Linked DNA regions of Homo sapiens: region 2 is linked to region 1. A link is a loop called in an ENCODE intact Hi-C map of the cell type or tissue named here. Cell type or tissue: A673. All regions are shown on one strand.

Region 1 (8,000 bases):
ATGCCCCTCACTCCATTTGGCAGCCACCTCCAGGATGATATAACAAGGAGGTTCTCTGATCTGGGGTGCTCCTGGGCATGTCAATTCCTTTCAGCCTATTGGTCACTATGATTCAAAGAAGACCTCCTTCTCATTTTCTCCTAGCTGTCTCCTCCTCTTTCTTCTTGCAAAGAGGAGAGTTAGCAAAAGTATCTTAATACCTTGACATAGCAAGTAACATTTATCATCAATGTGATGGGTTCTCCACTGCCCCCTAATTCTGAAAGTCAGAGATGTCCTCAGATACAGAGAGGCCCACACCAACAAAGAGTTAGCAGTCATTTTGCTGAAAGTGAAGCCTGGTGGACTCTACTTTTTCTGGCTCATTCACAGCTTTCAATAATACCAGGGAGATTTTCTACCTACGCCTATTCCTAATATGTTATTTCACATTGCTTACCTCTGTAGATCAAATATTCGGAAAATATGTAACGAGAATGCACAATACACTCGATTTCCATTTCCATTTCAAACATGCTTGATTTGCTCAGAACCCATCTCGAAAACGAGGATTTGAACAGTTGGACCAAATGCAAATGTCTTGCCATATATTTAATTTGGGCAACAGTTTCTGTTCTCGAACTCCTGACCTCAGGTGATCCGCCCACCTCGGCCTCCCAAAGTGCTAGGATTACAGGCATGAGCCACCATGCCGGGCCAATTTGGGCAACAGTTTCTATCAAAATAAAACATCCCCAACAACACCAATTTTCAGAGCTCTAAGATCTTTTGAAAGTCAGGGGGAACTTTAATGGATTAATGGTCACAGAAGTGCCTGGGTCCTAATTCCTAAGATAAACGTGGGATTGGGAACATGGAGCTTGGTTTGGACACAATTTTTTTTTTGGGGGGTGGGGGATGGAGTCTCACTGTGTCGCCCAGGCTGGAGTGCAGTGGTGTGATCTTGGCTCACTGCAAGCTCCACCTCCTAGGTTCATGCCATTCTCCTGCCTCAGCCTCTTGAGTAGCTGGGACTACAGGTGCCTACCACCATGCCCGGCTAATTTTTTGTATTTTTAGTAGAGACGAGGTTTCACCGTATTAGCCAGGATGGTCTCGATCTCCTGACCTCGTGATCCACCCGCCTCGGCCTCTCAAAGTGCTGGGATTACAGGCATGAGCCACTGTGCCCGGCCCAAAAATCAGTCAAATCTTAACTCTACCCTAGCACATGGCTGACTGTAGAAAGACACAGCTAAGCCATGATGTCCAGACATAGGATAATAAAGACATTTAGATATTAGGATCTCAAATAGAACCCCACCACTCTAGCCCAAGAGGAAAGGTCTTGACTCTGTGAAAATGAATTTAATTTCTCCCCTGAGGTGTGCAGAGGGTTCCTAGGAAATTCTCCTCATTCTAAGCTGTCATGACACTTCCCTTTCTTTCTTGAATCCCAACACTGGTCTTCAATATATTTGGCTCTGCAACATAACATTCAGAAATGAGAAGGGGAAAGAGAGGTACTTACCAGGAAACTTTTTCATCATAAATAAACTGTGAAAAAATAAAAAGAATAGAAGATTAGACACACACACACACACACACACACACACACACACACACACGCTTTAAGGCTGCACGCAGTATCCACCTTGTTCCTGGGATGGTGTAATCAGGACTGGGTTGTCCTGGGACCTGGAGTCCCTGTGGGTAAACTTCCCTCTGTACTGGTTTGGCCTTTGGCCAGTGTTAGTGGAAGGAGGTGTTGGTAGATCAGGGTGGGCATGTGTGGAAAAGAACAGCCTCAGGTAATTCCCTTCTTCCTGCAATTTCTGTACAACATCAGAGTGACAGGGAAGTGTGACTAACCTGCTTTGTAAAGCAAGGCCCATTGTAGAATCTTAGATCTGCAAGGGGATGTAGGAGCTCAGCAGGTTCTTCCAAATATTAGTCTCTGTAAGATTTCTGCATGTCTGTGCATCTTCAGTTTTTATGCAAGTGCTTGGACTTCTATGGGCTCAATTTTTTCTTTTAATTGATTTTTTTTTGTTTCCTTAAAATAATTTATTTTCAAAGGAAACTTCACATCACAACCAGAAGTAGGGGATCAACACTCCTTGCCATCACCCCGAAAAATAAGTGCATTAACAACAAATGGTGTTTGCAAATCCCATCTGGACACTGTTGGCGCCCAAGCCCTGGGCATGGTCCTGCCCTTTCACTAAGGAAGATTATTAGGGGTCAGAAGCAGTCAAAGGCACACTAGCACCCCACTGAGGTTTACTCATCAGTTAGGACTTGAAAGAGAATACAGAGAGAATACACGGCAGGATTTAATCTACTGAAGTCCTGGTCTATATACCATCTAAAATCATTTCCCACCTTGTGGGGGCATGGGGGGAAGCCTAGTGTAATCCTTTGATTATACAGGGAAACTGAGTCACAGAGAACATAAGTAATTTTCCTAGGCTTGCTCCATTTGCTGCAGAATTGGCTCGAGAACTCAGCCCCAGCTCCGAATTTGGTGTCCTTTTCATGACACACATGGCTGATGACATGTTGCCGAAACCAAATGAGTACACCTATATTTCATAGAAGTAGGAAGCCGAGGACATGGTTCATAGCTCTTTCTTCTCAAACTCCTGAAGGACAACTGCTTTGAGTATGGTCGTCTCAGAGCGGCCTTTCCTTTAGAGGCAGCAGCCCTCTGCAGACTGAAGCAGACACTTGCAGGACACTCTGGGTGTCAACTGCCATCACAACTTGGAGATGGGAAACTCAGTTAACAAAGCGGGCATGGCATCAGCCTCCAGCCAGGGCAGTAACCATGAGCTGGGTAGAGACGTAGAGAACACCTCAGGGCACCAGTCACAAAGCGCATAAAGCAACTCTTTCCAATTATCTTGAAGGTCAAAATGAGGATGAGGAGGAAGGAGCTGTGCTCATTTGTAACTCATTCTTCCCAACAAGCCATTGGAAATGTGGGCTTCATCATTTTTGTTACTTTCATCTTTATTATCAGATTCAACAAGTTGACATTGGGATGACAATGTCAAACTAGAATGGGCAGAGAATTAAAGAAATAAAGGCAACAATCTCATAATCCAGGTTGAATGGCATGGTACCCAACCCCTAGAAGGCATTGACAGCTCTTTTGTATAACCCCCCCAACTTTCTTTTTTGAAAAAAGATTGTTGCCAAAAAATCATGGAGCAGATCAAATTATTTAAGATAGAAAACATTTTCTATTAATTGAAGTTAATTCAATATTAGTCCTTGCAGCAGGCTGGAACAATCAATTTGTAGCCACTTAAGAGAACAGAAGATATTGAGAAAGAGTTTATTAGACCAGGCCAATTTAATTTTCTTCTATCAGGGAAGGCAGGCAATAACATAGAATATGAAAGCAGCTTTTAGAAAGCCCTTATTCTGAGTGATCCTCCCCATAGGTGGGGCACAGATTCTGCAAAGGAAAAGCTTGGAGATCGCTCACCCTGGAAGAAAGTACTCTTCCTGTCTGCTAGCAGTCAGCCCTGAGATTCATAGGACTTTAGCTACTGATCATTTCAATGATCATAGCAAAGAAAAAATGAGATTGGGCTTAATTTTAGGAGGGACCCCAAACAGGAGCACAATAATCAGAGAAACAGTGGGCAAATCCGGGTGAGATTGGACAAAATATGCAATTAGGTCCAGAGCTTCATGACCCTGGAGTCAAGAGGATGGTTGTGGCTTGGGGAGCTGTGGTTGGGGATATGGTTCAGGGAGGCAGACAGGGAAAGAGAAATGCAGGTGATCTCACTACAAGTACTAACTAATGGAGGAGATCCGGAAACATGCAAATAACTGATATAGTTTCCCCTTTGATCTCTGCCTTGTGTGAAGATGCCCCATCACTCAGAATGCATAAGGGTAGATGAAGAGGAGGAGGATGAGAAGGCGGAGGAGGAGGAGGAGGAGGAAGTGGAGGAGGATGAGAAGGCGGAGGAGGAGGAGGAGGAGGAGGAGGTGGAGGAGGAGGCCTCCACAAAGTCAGGGCTTCTCTACCCTGTGGCTGATGGCAAATATCATTCGGGTTTATCCTTCTCCTTTGAGAGGACTGTGTGGAGGAATGAGAGGACTCAGAAAAGAACAATGAAATGAACAAAAGGGACTAGAAATCAGGACTCTGAGAAAATCTAAATTGGCTTGGCACAGTGGCTCATGCCTGCAATCCTAGCACCTTGGGAGATCAAGGTGGGAGAATCACTTGAGCCATGAGTTTGAGGCTGCAGTGAGCTATGATCTGGCCACTGCATTCCAGCCTTGGGGAGACAGCAAGACCCTGTCTCTAAAAAAACTCTAAACAGAAGCAGGGCTTCCTCATCATGAGAAAGAAGGTGGAGATGAGCTATCAACTGCCTGTGAACATTCAGTGCTGTTATTTGGAGAACAAGCAGCTGGTCATCGCCTCTTCCGAAGACTGGAAATTAGGACTGGCGCTGTTTGCAGAACGTTCCATCGGGAGGGTACCTTGCTGGACCATCTTGATGGAGCATTTGAATCGCTCCCTCAGAAAACTCTACAAACGGCAAGGATGAGGTTCCTTTCACTTGAGTTTGCTGAAGGTTAGGAAATGAATTTGTTATTCCTTAAAGATTTCATGTTATTCAATACATTTAAGACACGTGTTGCGTATCCCTCTGTAGTTTATGCTCTACTAGCTGAGAGTAAAAGAAATCAAAGCAACATCCCCCATCCCTTAGATAAGTATTACTAGTGTAGAAGAAAACTTGAAATCATTTCTTTCTAGACTAGAACAAGTTGCACCCGCAGTTCCTGCAAATGACCACTAAGTGGTGCTCACGTTCCAGTCCTCCCTCCATGTCCAGCCTGCCAAGGTAGTGAAGTTGAAATGAAGTCAGTTCAAGTCCATTTTCGCAGTTCTATTAAATCTCCTGGAAGGAAGGGAATCACCTCAAGGCAGGCAGCCTACTGAAGGCGGCTTTAGCCGCTGCTGTCTTGAGGCAAGGTGGTGTTCCAGGGGCAGGTCCTGCCTGGTGCTCTGTCCTGGGGTCAACACTCTGTCCTCAACGATGAGTTGCACTTGACGGACCTCCTGTTGTGGGCTTTGGAACTGACTCAGCTTCTTCCCCATCAGATTTGTGAAAGCAACCCTTGGGTAAGCGTTCTTCTCTCTGTGCCCTGTTGGTTCTGTTTGGGGGCCAGGCTCTGCGATAGCCCAGAGACCACCAAGGGTGATACTGATAGCTGGATCTCAGATCTGCTGAGCACCAGCTGGTCAGGGGGCCTCTGCCCTCTGACCCACATGTGGTTCATCCAAAGATACCCTTGGCTTCGCCCTGAGGTTTCCACGTGTTCTGCTGCTGAGCTAAATGTTCAACAGGAATGAATTTGAAAAAAGCACTCATTTCCTCCAGGCTTCAGAGAAACGGCTGGGTACCATGGAAACCGGCTTTTCATTCCTGGTGTCTGCTCCAGAATTCTTCCAAGCAAGACGGGCTTACATCAGGCCGGCGAATCCCTGGATATCAGAACAACCCAGAGAGCTGCCAAGGGAATGGAGTGCTCAACATGGAGGAGCAGGGGAGGAAGAGCCAGGAGCCCCTAGTATACGCGGGAGAGAAGAGGCTGGCTGAGCTGGGAGGCAGGTGGCTGTCTCAACATCGCCATGTCAGCCCCTGGGTTTGCTTACTGTAAATTGTCACCATGAAGCAGGAGAGGCTGCATTGCTGAAGCTAAGACTTCATAGCATGTATTGTAATCACTGGCACCATGAGAATTTTAAGCAGTGAAAATAATGGGAGAAAATCAACATCATCGTTTTCTTTCAAGAGACTGAAACCTGAAACTCTTTCCTTCCTTGCTGCAAAGAAAACAGCCCCCCGTAGACTTTTCCCACTCAATATCACGGGAACTCCCTTGAGTGGGTGTAGTTCTCACTTCTTCAGCTCTTGGGTGGGGGTGCAGACGGCTTAGCTAAGGCCATGGTGATTTCATCTGAGGAGAGGGATCCAGTGGAATACACTGGGAAGCTGGCTGTTAGGCACCAGTATCACTTATATTTCAAAGTTAAGCAGAAATTCCTACTTCAGGATGTCTTATAGGCTTGATTGATGAAGGTTGTGGTTGCAGAAGGGCAGGGAAAAAATGACCTACGGGCAGGGCTTTAGCCGAGCTGATCATGTTGTATAAATATATGAAGGCAGGCTACAGGAAAGAAAAAAGGGCAAGTACTGAGGATATAGGAGATGGGGGTTGTTAAACTGAAAGGACTATGTTTGCTGGGCAGGGAAAACCAAAATCAAGCACATAGCTACAGTTTCCACGTTGTTTTCCTTGTTAGAGATGAAAGGCTCCTCTCTGGGGTCTCCAGGCCAGCGGATGCACTTCCCTGTCCAAGCAGCAAATGAGAGTGTAACCGGCCTCCTAGTTTACCCAGTGTCATTAAAGCAGGACTTTCCTTCCTCCTGTTGACAGCAGGGATTACAAAACAGGCGACCTTTGTAAGACCATAGTCGATTTGTTTAAGGATCTTAAAATTCTGTCAAAGTCATTCTCGGTGAGGATCTTCTTGCTACCATAGTTATTCCGACTTTGCCAGAAAGAGAGCTGAAATGTAATGAGGGCAAAATGAGCTGAAAGACCTGAGGGCTGAAATGTAATGAGGGCACAACGAGCTGAAGGACCTCAAGTTTTCCAGTATGAGAATGTCTTAAAGAACTGAAAGTAGATCTACCCTTCAATCCAGCAATCCCACTACTGGGTATCTACCCCGAAGAAAAGAAATCATTCTATCAAAAAGACACCTGCGTGAGTATGTTTATCACAGCACAATTCACAGTTGCAAAGATATGAAACTAACCTGAGTATTCATCAGCTAACGAGTGGATAAGGAAAATATGGTTTATATACACCATGGAATACTACTGAGCCACGAAAAGAAACGAAACAATATCTTTTGCAGCAACTTGGATGGACCTGGAGGCCATTATTCTAAGTGAAGTAACCCAGGAATGGAAAATCAAATACCGTATGTTCTCACTTATAAGTGGGAGCTAAGCTATGTGTATGCAAAGGCATACAGCGTGGTGGCATGGACTTTGGAGACTTAGAAGGTGGGGGGGTGGGAGGAGGGGCAAGGGATACAAAAACTACATATTGGGTATAATGTACACTACTCCGGTGAAGGGAATGCTAAAATTTCAGACTTCACCACTATATAATTCATCCATGTAACCAAAAACCACACGTACCTCAAAAGCCATTGAAATAAAAAAATAAGAACCCCAAGTTTCTAAATTGGAGAGAGAAGAGGTTAATTCCCATGAAAAATGGGTGCAGGAGGGGAGGGTGATGGGTCAGAGGGGCAGGGCCTTGGAGGTCAGCCAGCTGCCGGTGATGGACAGACTTCCACATGACCTCTGAGATTTCTTCTCTATCACAGAAAGGGCAAGATACAATCATTTCCAGATTATTTCAGATTAGTTATTTTAATGAAAAAATTCTAGCAGGGGGTGGCTGGAGCTGTTCCCTTCTGCCTAAAAACTAGACCACAAAGTAAGTGAAGGTAACCCTCGTCTCTAACAGGGGGAGTGGGCGGTGGGGTAGGATGATTTTAAAGACTGTAAGAGGAGGATTTTATTGGAGGGAAAGTCCAAATTCTATATTGGGGCAGTAGAGCTGCACCATGTCAGACACCTGCTCTGGCAAACTCGAGGTATTACCGGTCCCTGACCTTGGGTGAATCATTTAACCACCAGAGCCCTGGTGATGCCATCTCTAACGTGGGACTCACAAAATAGCTTGCTTGCATAGTCACGAGTATTAAACTAAAAAGTAATTATCAGTAGACCCAACACAGTCCCCTGCTGAGGATCAAGTCCATGCTTGTTAAAAATTAAAATTAATAAGATAAGAAGTGTAGTTCCTTGGTCCCACTAGTTGCCTGTCAGTAGCCACGTGTGACTAGTGGCTACCACATTGGACAGCACAAGATTGTAGGCCATTTCTATCAC
Region 2 (8,000 bases), 590 kb after region 1:
GGTCCAGACACACCAGCCTCTCCTCAGGGCCTCGGCCCTCCCTGCCCCCTCAGCCTGGGCCTCTGTTTACCTGGAGGTCTGCTTGGCTCACTCCTCCACTTCCTCCAGGTCTCTGCTCACAGGTCACTTTTTCAGGGAGGCCTTTCCTGACCATCCATATGACACTGTCCTCTCCACCTCTCTGTCCTCCCTAACCTGTATTATTAGTCTCCAGAGCACCTGTTGCTCCCTGACATAGGACACAATTAGGTGTTTATTTTCTCTTCTCCCCTCCTTAGAACATAAGCTCCAAGAGGTCAAGGAATCTGCTTTGTTCACTTCCCCTCCCCAGCCTTATTGTCGGAAGTGTTGCCCTATGCATGGTTGCGCTTAGCAAGTATTTGTGAATAACTACAGAGCAGCCTGAGGGAGCAGCAGAGTGGCAGGAAGAGGGAAGTGGAACACTCCACCTAGAGTGCAGAAAGTCAACAGATGCCTTGTCAGTAAGAAAACCAATGAGAAGTTCATCTCCTTCTTAAATTATTACCAGGAACCAGAAATTTCAAACAACATCAGTGATAAAATACTCCTTACCAAACGTTGGACTATGTTAAAAATAATTACTGTAGTTACCACTTCATTTTATACACAAGTAAGCTTTAAATTGGTATGTTTTCTTTACTTTCCCATTAATAAACATTATATTCTACATGGAAGTTAATTTGGAGAATTCCCAATAACAGAGTTGGCCTCGGACACATGCAGAATCAGCAAGACAGGTTCACTCCAGGAGTAAGGTCATAATTATTCAGAATCCTTCCTCGTGCTTGGGCCTTGGAGCTCAGTGTGTGTCTCCAATGCCTGCACATAAACAAAAGATTTTAAATATATATGGATAGCACAGTGATTGTGAAGACCAAGACAAAATTTGAGTCACTCCAATCCCATGTGACCACTTGGAGCTTTTGTGTTTAAGATTTAAAACAGCAAAACTGAATGCAAAGGACAAGGCATACTGATTTTGCTTAATAAGTGAAAATTTTAATTCATACATAAAGTGTTTCACCAAACTTGAATAATACTATTAAAATTGCATTTTAATTCTTTTTGGCCGGGCGCAGTGGCTCACACCTGTAATCCCAGCACTTGGGAGGCCAAGGCAGGCAGATCACAAGGTCAGGAGATCAAGACCATCCTGGCTAACATGGTGAAGCCCCATCTCTACTAAAAGTACAAAAAATTAGCCGTGTGTGGTGGCGGGCACCTGTAGTCCCAGCTACTTGGGAGGCTGAGGCAGGAGAATGGCTTGAACCCGGGAGGCGGAGCTTGCAGTGAGCCGAGATAGCACCACTGCACTCCAGCCTGGGTGACAGAAAGAGACTCCATCTCAAAAAAAAAATTCTTCATAACTAATGAACACATAAAGAAATTTGTTATTTTTTGTATTACTATGCAGTTAGTATTGAATCATTTTGTTCTATAGAGGAGGACGTGTTGAAATAATCTCTGGGTGTCAAATAGGCACTCCTGCTGCTAGGAAATAGGTACTGCCATAGTATCAGCATTTTACAGATGAGGAAACTCAGGCATAGTGGGCTGACGTGGCCTTTCCCAGTGGCAGAGCAGGGAAGTGGCAGAGCAAAGATTCAAAGCCAGGCAATCAGTAGCCATCACCTTTCCCTGACATGACATGAATATGCTTCCATTTGGTAGTGTGGTTGATTGAAAGCTGGGGCACTCACTTATAATTTATTCATAGCTACTTTTATTTATAGCTGTGTTATTTGTTGTGCCAACTCGCACATGCTTAAGTTAACATAATCAAAATACATCATTCGGACCTATAGCCCAGTGATTCTACTCTTAGCATGCACCCAAGAGAAAGAGTCCATGCTATACAAAAGGATATACAAGAGTGTTCATAGTAGCACAGAAGCCAGACACAAAAGGGTATATATGGCATGATTCCATTCATACGATGACAAAAACAGGAAAAACTAACTGATGAAAATAGAGGTCAGAATGGTAGTTGCCTGCGGAGTTATTGACTGAAAGAGGAAAATAAGGAACCTTCTGGAATACTAGTAGGATTCCAAATCTTGATCTGGGTGCTATTTATACAGGTGTAGAAGGACCGTACACTCCTAAGTGCATTTTAGGCATTTTATGCATGTTACGTCTCAATAGAAAGAGTAAAGAATAAAATAAAAAAATCCTTCCAGGCATTGCAAAGGAGAAATCCTGGACCGAGAAAACAGTTGACATTTCTGGTCCCTCTCTTATACCTGGGCTTGGTGTACCACGTAAGCAACTCCCATGAAGACATGGCACCAGGCTCGCCGGGGCCTGTTTCCAACCTCCTAGAAGGAAGCTGGGCTGGGGAGGGTACCCAGGCAGGCAGGGAATCCCACTGCTGAGAGTCAACCAGCCCTTCCTTTGACCTTGGACAATGGAGAATGGAAGAAGTGCCCGGGCTTGAAGGGCAGAGCAGGACAGGGTAGGAGATACTTTCTATACTCTTAGCCATGCCAGTTGTCACAGTCCAACAGTTGGTGACACCACCCCCAGTTCCCACGCTGCAGGAAGGTGAGTCCTGCTCAAAAGGCAGCATTTGCCAACAGCTGACAGGAAGGAACTGCTCAGGATCCAGCCAGTGCTGCAAGGTGCCACTCAGCCCTGAGGGCAGAGCTGCTGACAGACACGGAGACCTGTCTGAGGGCTTCCGAGTTGGGCAACTGTGGGAGGGGACAGGAAGTGCAGGGGGATGTGGAGTTAACACAAAGGACAAAGTGACCACAACAGGACGCTTCCAGCACGTGATATTGCTACAAAGAATCATGGCTCATCTTTCATGTTCTGCTCTCTTCAGAATCTTGGTGTATTTCATTTTTTTCTTGCCCCAACCTGACCACATAACACCATTTTCTACTTGAAATAGCTTTCCGGGGGAATTTTTTTTAGCAATCAATCATACTAAAATTTTCTATCTACACTTTCCACATCTCTCTCACTTCCTCTAAAAATATGAAGTGATTTCCAATGGAGGAACACATTTCTGACTGTAGAAATAAACTTAAGGTTTTTCTCAAATATTCCCATTGCCCTGCACCCTACACAGACCACAACCAAGTAGTCTAACTCCACGCTCTTAACCAACAAACATTCCGCTTCTCCCAGGATCTAGGCAATGGCCAGCACTTGGTGACTGAGCAACGAATGGTTGGAAATAAGCAGTTTTCAATGTCGTGCATTGCTTGGACATTTTTCTAAAATATCTAGGATATAATTCCAAAGTAATGTAGCAAGTTGTTCATGCCAGTAATTCCATGGGAAGTTTAAAGGGTCACCTTAGTTGTGAGGTCTCACATAAATAAGACTACAGGACTTTTAACCTTTTCTCTGACTCTTTGAAGCTCACTCTGAGAAGCCTCAGATCTCCACTTCCTCCTGACTCAAATGCCAACAAGCCCCCCACATCATGCAGGTGCTCCAGGAATCTCTGCCAGTTAGTCCCTGGTGGTAAACTTGGGCTCACTCCACTGCAGATAGAAATCCCTTCTGGAGAAGGAAAACAAAGATTCAGAATTTTCTTATTCATGATGGAACAACCATGCTTAGAGGTTAATAAACATAAAAGGATGAGAAAATTGAGAAGGAGATAAAGGCGTATGGCTATTTCTCAAAGCCCAAAGCTGTTCAATTAGCTACTCAACCACAATTGCCCAAGGACGAACAAACTGCCACAGTCTGAAGCTCTGGCTCATAATATGAAGTAGATTTTCCTCATCATCTCCATTATCTAAGGAAAATCCAATCATTTTATAATTAGATCAAGTTGAGGGTAGGGCAACCTACCCATGAGAAACCACCTATTCCATTTTCTTGGGAACCCCCTGGTGCATTCTTATGCTGCTAAAAGATGTTCATTACTGTAAAAGAAGACATTTTACAGCTCAAAAGGCAATGTTCCCCAGAGCACAGGCACCACAGTAATTTGACAGAGGTCTCACGCTGTCACAATTAGCATGACTGAGTGATTTTCCAATTTGCAGAATGCCTTGGGAAGAGAAAAAAAAAACCACCCCCAAGAACACCACTCAGAAATAATCACAAGGAGCCCTCTTCCCATCCCTGCCTCCCTTTTAGGTCTCAGCTCTCTAGAGCCTGGTCTCACACTCCCGGTGCCATCCCTCTGGGGATGTTACAGGCTCAGGAAAAGGGCCCCTTCTTCTGCCCTCTAGTGGTTGACAAAGATCAGCATAGAAGCCCCCCTTGGGTACAGCCCCAAGGGTTATGGGGTAGCTTACATCAAGTCACACAAGCCTCCTTTAGGCAAACATCCATTGCTGTATCCCAGTGTCTGGCATGGTGCCTGGGGCACAGCATGGTCTCAACATATATTTATTGAATTAAATTTAAATATCAACTATTTGATGCTTGCACAGGAACATCAGAGGAATGTAACAAACCATCGGTGCTTTCAAGGTGCTTAAAAACTATTACAAAAACCGCAATAGCTTTTGCACCAACCTAATATCTGGTGAGATGGGGGTAAACATGAGCATCTATCATTTTCCCAAGCCACATCATCCTGGTGGTACAATACAGGGCTGTGGACCTGGGTGATAAAACAGTCACTGACTTCCTTCACCAGCAAATTACTGAAATGTACCTCTATTTTTCCCCTTCTGCTTTCCAAAAGTAGCCGTATCCAGCCTTTTGTGGGGGCAACAGCTGCCTCCCCTCTCCCACCACTCACGATGCAGCCCCAGGTCACTAGGTGTCCAGACCCCAGCCTCGGCTGTGCTGAAGCCCCTGTCTTCGTGGCTTGGTCACTTCAGGAGGGCAAGGTCCACAGCCCTAGATTTTCCCATCTGGGGCATCTCCCCTTCCCTGTCCCACATCTCATGGCCAGATCACAGTCCCAGGCTGCCTGGGGATTCGGAGCCTTAAAAAGCCCCTAATCAAAGGGCCACTTCTCTCACTTGACTGCATATTTTGGTCCAGTCCAATTCCCGCTTGCTCTCTAAAGATATGATAGGCAGCCCCCCTTTTTTTAGACTGGAAAACAAATCGGCATCACTCTTAAAATCTACCTCTGCCAACCCCTGCCAGGGCCTTGGGTCTAAGCTTGAACACTTCAAAATCCCTTCAGCAGGAAAATGTCCACCCATGGCTAAAAATTAAATATTACTAAATGGCTTTTATTTAAAATCCTACATGCAATTGTTTCAGGGATCAGCTCAAAGAAAGATGCCTCCTCTATAGTTTTCTTTTCATCTTCTTCTGATCCTAAGAAAGCAGCCACGTCCTCAGCAACTTGTCCTCATATGCTGTTTTCAAAGGGGAAGAGTCAGGCAGAACCTTTATGCTCACAGAGTTATCTCTTATTAGGGCAGAAGAGTCTTCCCCAGGGTCCTCCAGAAGGCTTCCCTTTACATCCCTGCGTCCAGGATGGTTTATATGCGCCCCCCCAGGCCCTGCCAGTAGCATAAAGGCTGAGCCCATCTCCCTCAAGGGTAGAGGATCTCCCCCCAGATTAATTGAATTAGGATTCCTTTAGCAAGGAATATGGAGGAATATGTTTGCATAGGTAAACAACTGTGTCTGCAACCATCACCTGAAAGTACCTGCAATAAAGGGCACTGATGATCTCATAAAATAGAAAGTTCAGAGGTGGGCAGCTTCAGGGCCCATTAGTTCACTAACTAAACTGATGTGGTTTCTCTGTGATTCTCTCAGCTTTGCTCTCTTGGTCACTAGATTTCTGACATTGCATTCTCATATATGCTGTCCAAACACAGATACAGTATGTTCCTCCACTGTGTTACTCTTTTAATATAGAAGAAAACCCTTTCCATGAGCCCTTAACTGACTTCCCCTCTAGTTTTTTTGGTCAAGATTGGTCACGTGCTCATGTCTTAGCTGAAAGCATGTCTGGGAAAGCTAGAATCCAGTCTGTTTCAGAGTAGGAGGTATCCTTCGGCTAGCAAGGAAGAAAGTCAAGGATGGCTGTTGAACAGGAATATAACAATTATTAATCTACTATAAGTATTATAAATATTCAGATAAACAGCTCTCCATGAGGCTGTGCCAGCTGGAAAGAGGTTCATGAACAAGCCAGTTTGCAGTCGTGTACCCCTTGGATAGGACACAAAACCAGTCCTCTTGGTACATTATTAAACTCAGTGGGTGATGCACAAAGATGGCTCAGTTCAAGCCACCAGTCTTTATTCCTGAGGAACACCAGTTCTTTGCCTTTGATCTTCATCTTGGCCTGTTTTTCTTGCTGAAAGAGGCAAGCCCATCTCTTAGCTATAAGCCAGGATGCCTATGATAGTAAATCACTAAACAATTCCCCTTAAAATGGATTTAGGAAGCACATATTCAAACTGAGTATGCATGGCCGAGCTTGGGAGTGAGATGAATAGACACAAGCAGTGGGTGGTTTTCACCCTAGCCCTGAAAGCTTTATTAAGAATCATTGCTCACAAGCGCCTGCCAGGTCATTAAGACTAATTGCATCATCCTGAGAATAATGAACCGCATCTTCACAGATTGATGTGGTGGGTTTTACAGGTAGAAAGCTACAGCTTTATCCATATAACACCTCTATTTTTGTAATGCTCAACTTCCTCTTTGAGGCTCAGAACTTGAGACCCCCTAGCAAAATACATGACTATTGACTCTGTGGATTGGTGATGGGGCAGGGGGTGATGCAGAGATTACTGGGGGCCTGGTGGATCACAGGCAGCGTGTGGGACCAAATCCTCTTGGTGCATTATTACCACTCCCTGGAACCTCATTGTGTTACAACCTGCACAACATATTTAACTTCCTCAAAGCCCTGAGGGATAGTCACTCTGGTTCCTAGCTTACAGAAGAGGAAAGTTGAATCTCCCCAAGAGTTTGCAACTTCCCCAAAGTCATACCCTTTAGAACCTCTCAAAGCAAAGCCTTGACTTAAACCCAGTATTTTCTGACCCTGAAGCCACGTTCTTTCTCCTTTGCTTATTTTATGAAAATTAGCTGAGAATTGCTGCAAATCAGTCTTCCCCAAAATGTCTCTGTGACCAGCAACCCCAGGTGTGTGTGGTTTTCAAGAGTCAAGATGATGTCAAATCAAATAACACTCTCTGCTCCCAAGGGTCCAACTTTGTGGCCACAAAGGAATGAGCCAGACTTCAGGCAGTAACACTTTAAGTGGTAAAGCTAAAATGCAAACTCTTCCAGAAAGAGCAAGGGGCTCCCTACATCCCCACCAAGATGGAAGAGATCCTCAAAAGGGCTCCGTTTTGACAGAGGGAGAAGAGGCAACCACAAGGGCCTGAAAGTTTAAAAACGTCATAAACTTGTGGAGGTCTCAGAGCAGGAGCCCTAAATTTGGGGGTTTCCTGAACCAATGTGTGGCTCTCCTCCTCTCTGCATTCGGCTTTCCACCAGAAGGTTGGCATGTGTGAGCGGCATCAACCAGCAACTTTACCCTCTGTCTTCTGCTCGGCTTCCACCAGTGCTATAATAAATATGGCAGCAGTCAGCTATCTGGTGACAAATTGAATACATTGGCCCCCTCCATCATGGCAGGAACAGCACTTTGTCCTCACAGGGACACACACATATTGCAGTTAGGGATGTATCCTCCCTGCCAGCAGCGCGTCTGCCAGAGCTACTGTTCTTGGACTTAGAAAACGCACAATCCATTGCCATGGTTTCCCACACAATGTTGCTTCTGCTCAGGAAACATTTTACTGCAAAGAGGCTGCGGCAACGGGCCCACACACATCGAATTCACTAGTCTTTCCATGCATCCCATCACCCAGAGGCTGGCTTGATGTGTGCTGGAATGACCTGCTGAAGACTCAGGAATGGCACCAGCTTGGGAGCCAACCCTTTATGCAATTGGGGTGTTGCCCTAAACAACATGCCTTCAGCCAGCATCCAAATGTAGTGTTCTCTCTGCTATAGCCAGCAAGCAAAAGTCCAAGAATGGTCCCTCTTACTGTTACTTCTACTATCCTACT

What was found. A loop is a pair of places that touch in the nucleus more often than their neighbours do. Peaks named below come from ENCODE experiments on the same cell type or tissue, not always from the same donor. Only the 100,000 strongest peaks of a DNase experiment are listed, where the experiment ranks them.
Region 2: a loop joins it to region 1, with 5 times the contacts of the local background. A loop is called at or near these places in 2 of 110 quality-filtered maps.

Annotation. Positions count from the first base shown.
Region 1 is chr20:19,659,400-19,667,399 of GRCh38, reverse strand. It overlaps SLC24A3 (solute carrier family 24 member 3), which reads right to left. Exons shown (of 17, transcript NM_020689.4): 8 at 1,511-1,536. Among named protein-coding and RNA genes, the nearest start is that of RIN2, 95 kb to the left of the region's middle. In A673, a CTCF peak has its summit at 4,809; a DNase peak (open chromatin) is centred at 4,849; H3K27ac peaks cover 1,391 bases.
Region 2 is chr20:19,069,978-19,077,977 of GRCh38, reverse strand. No RefSeq gene overlaps it. Among named protein-coding and RNA genes, the nearest start is that of SLC24A3, 140 kb to the left of the region's middle. In A673, a CTCF peak has its summit at 4,227 (motif pointing left); a DNase peak (open chromatin) is centred at 4,187.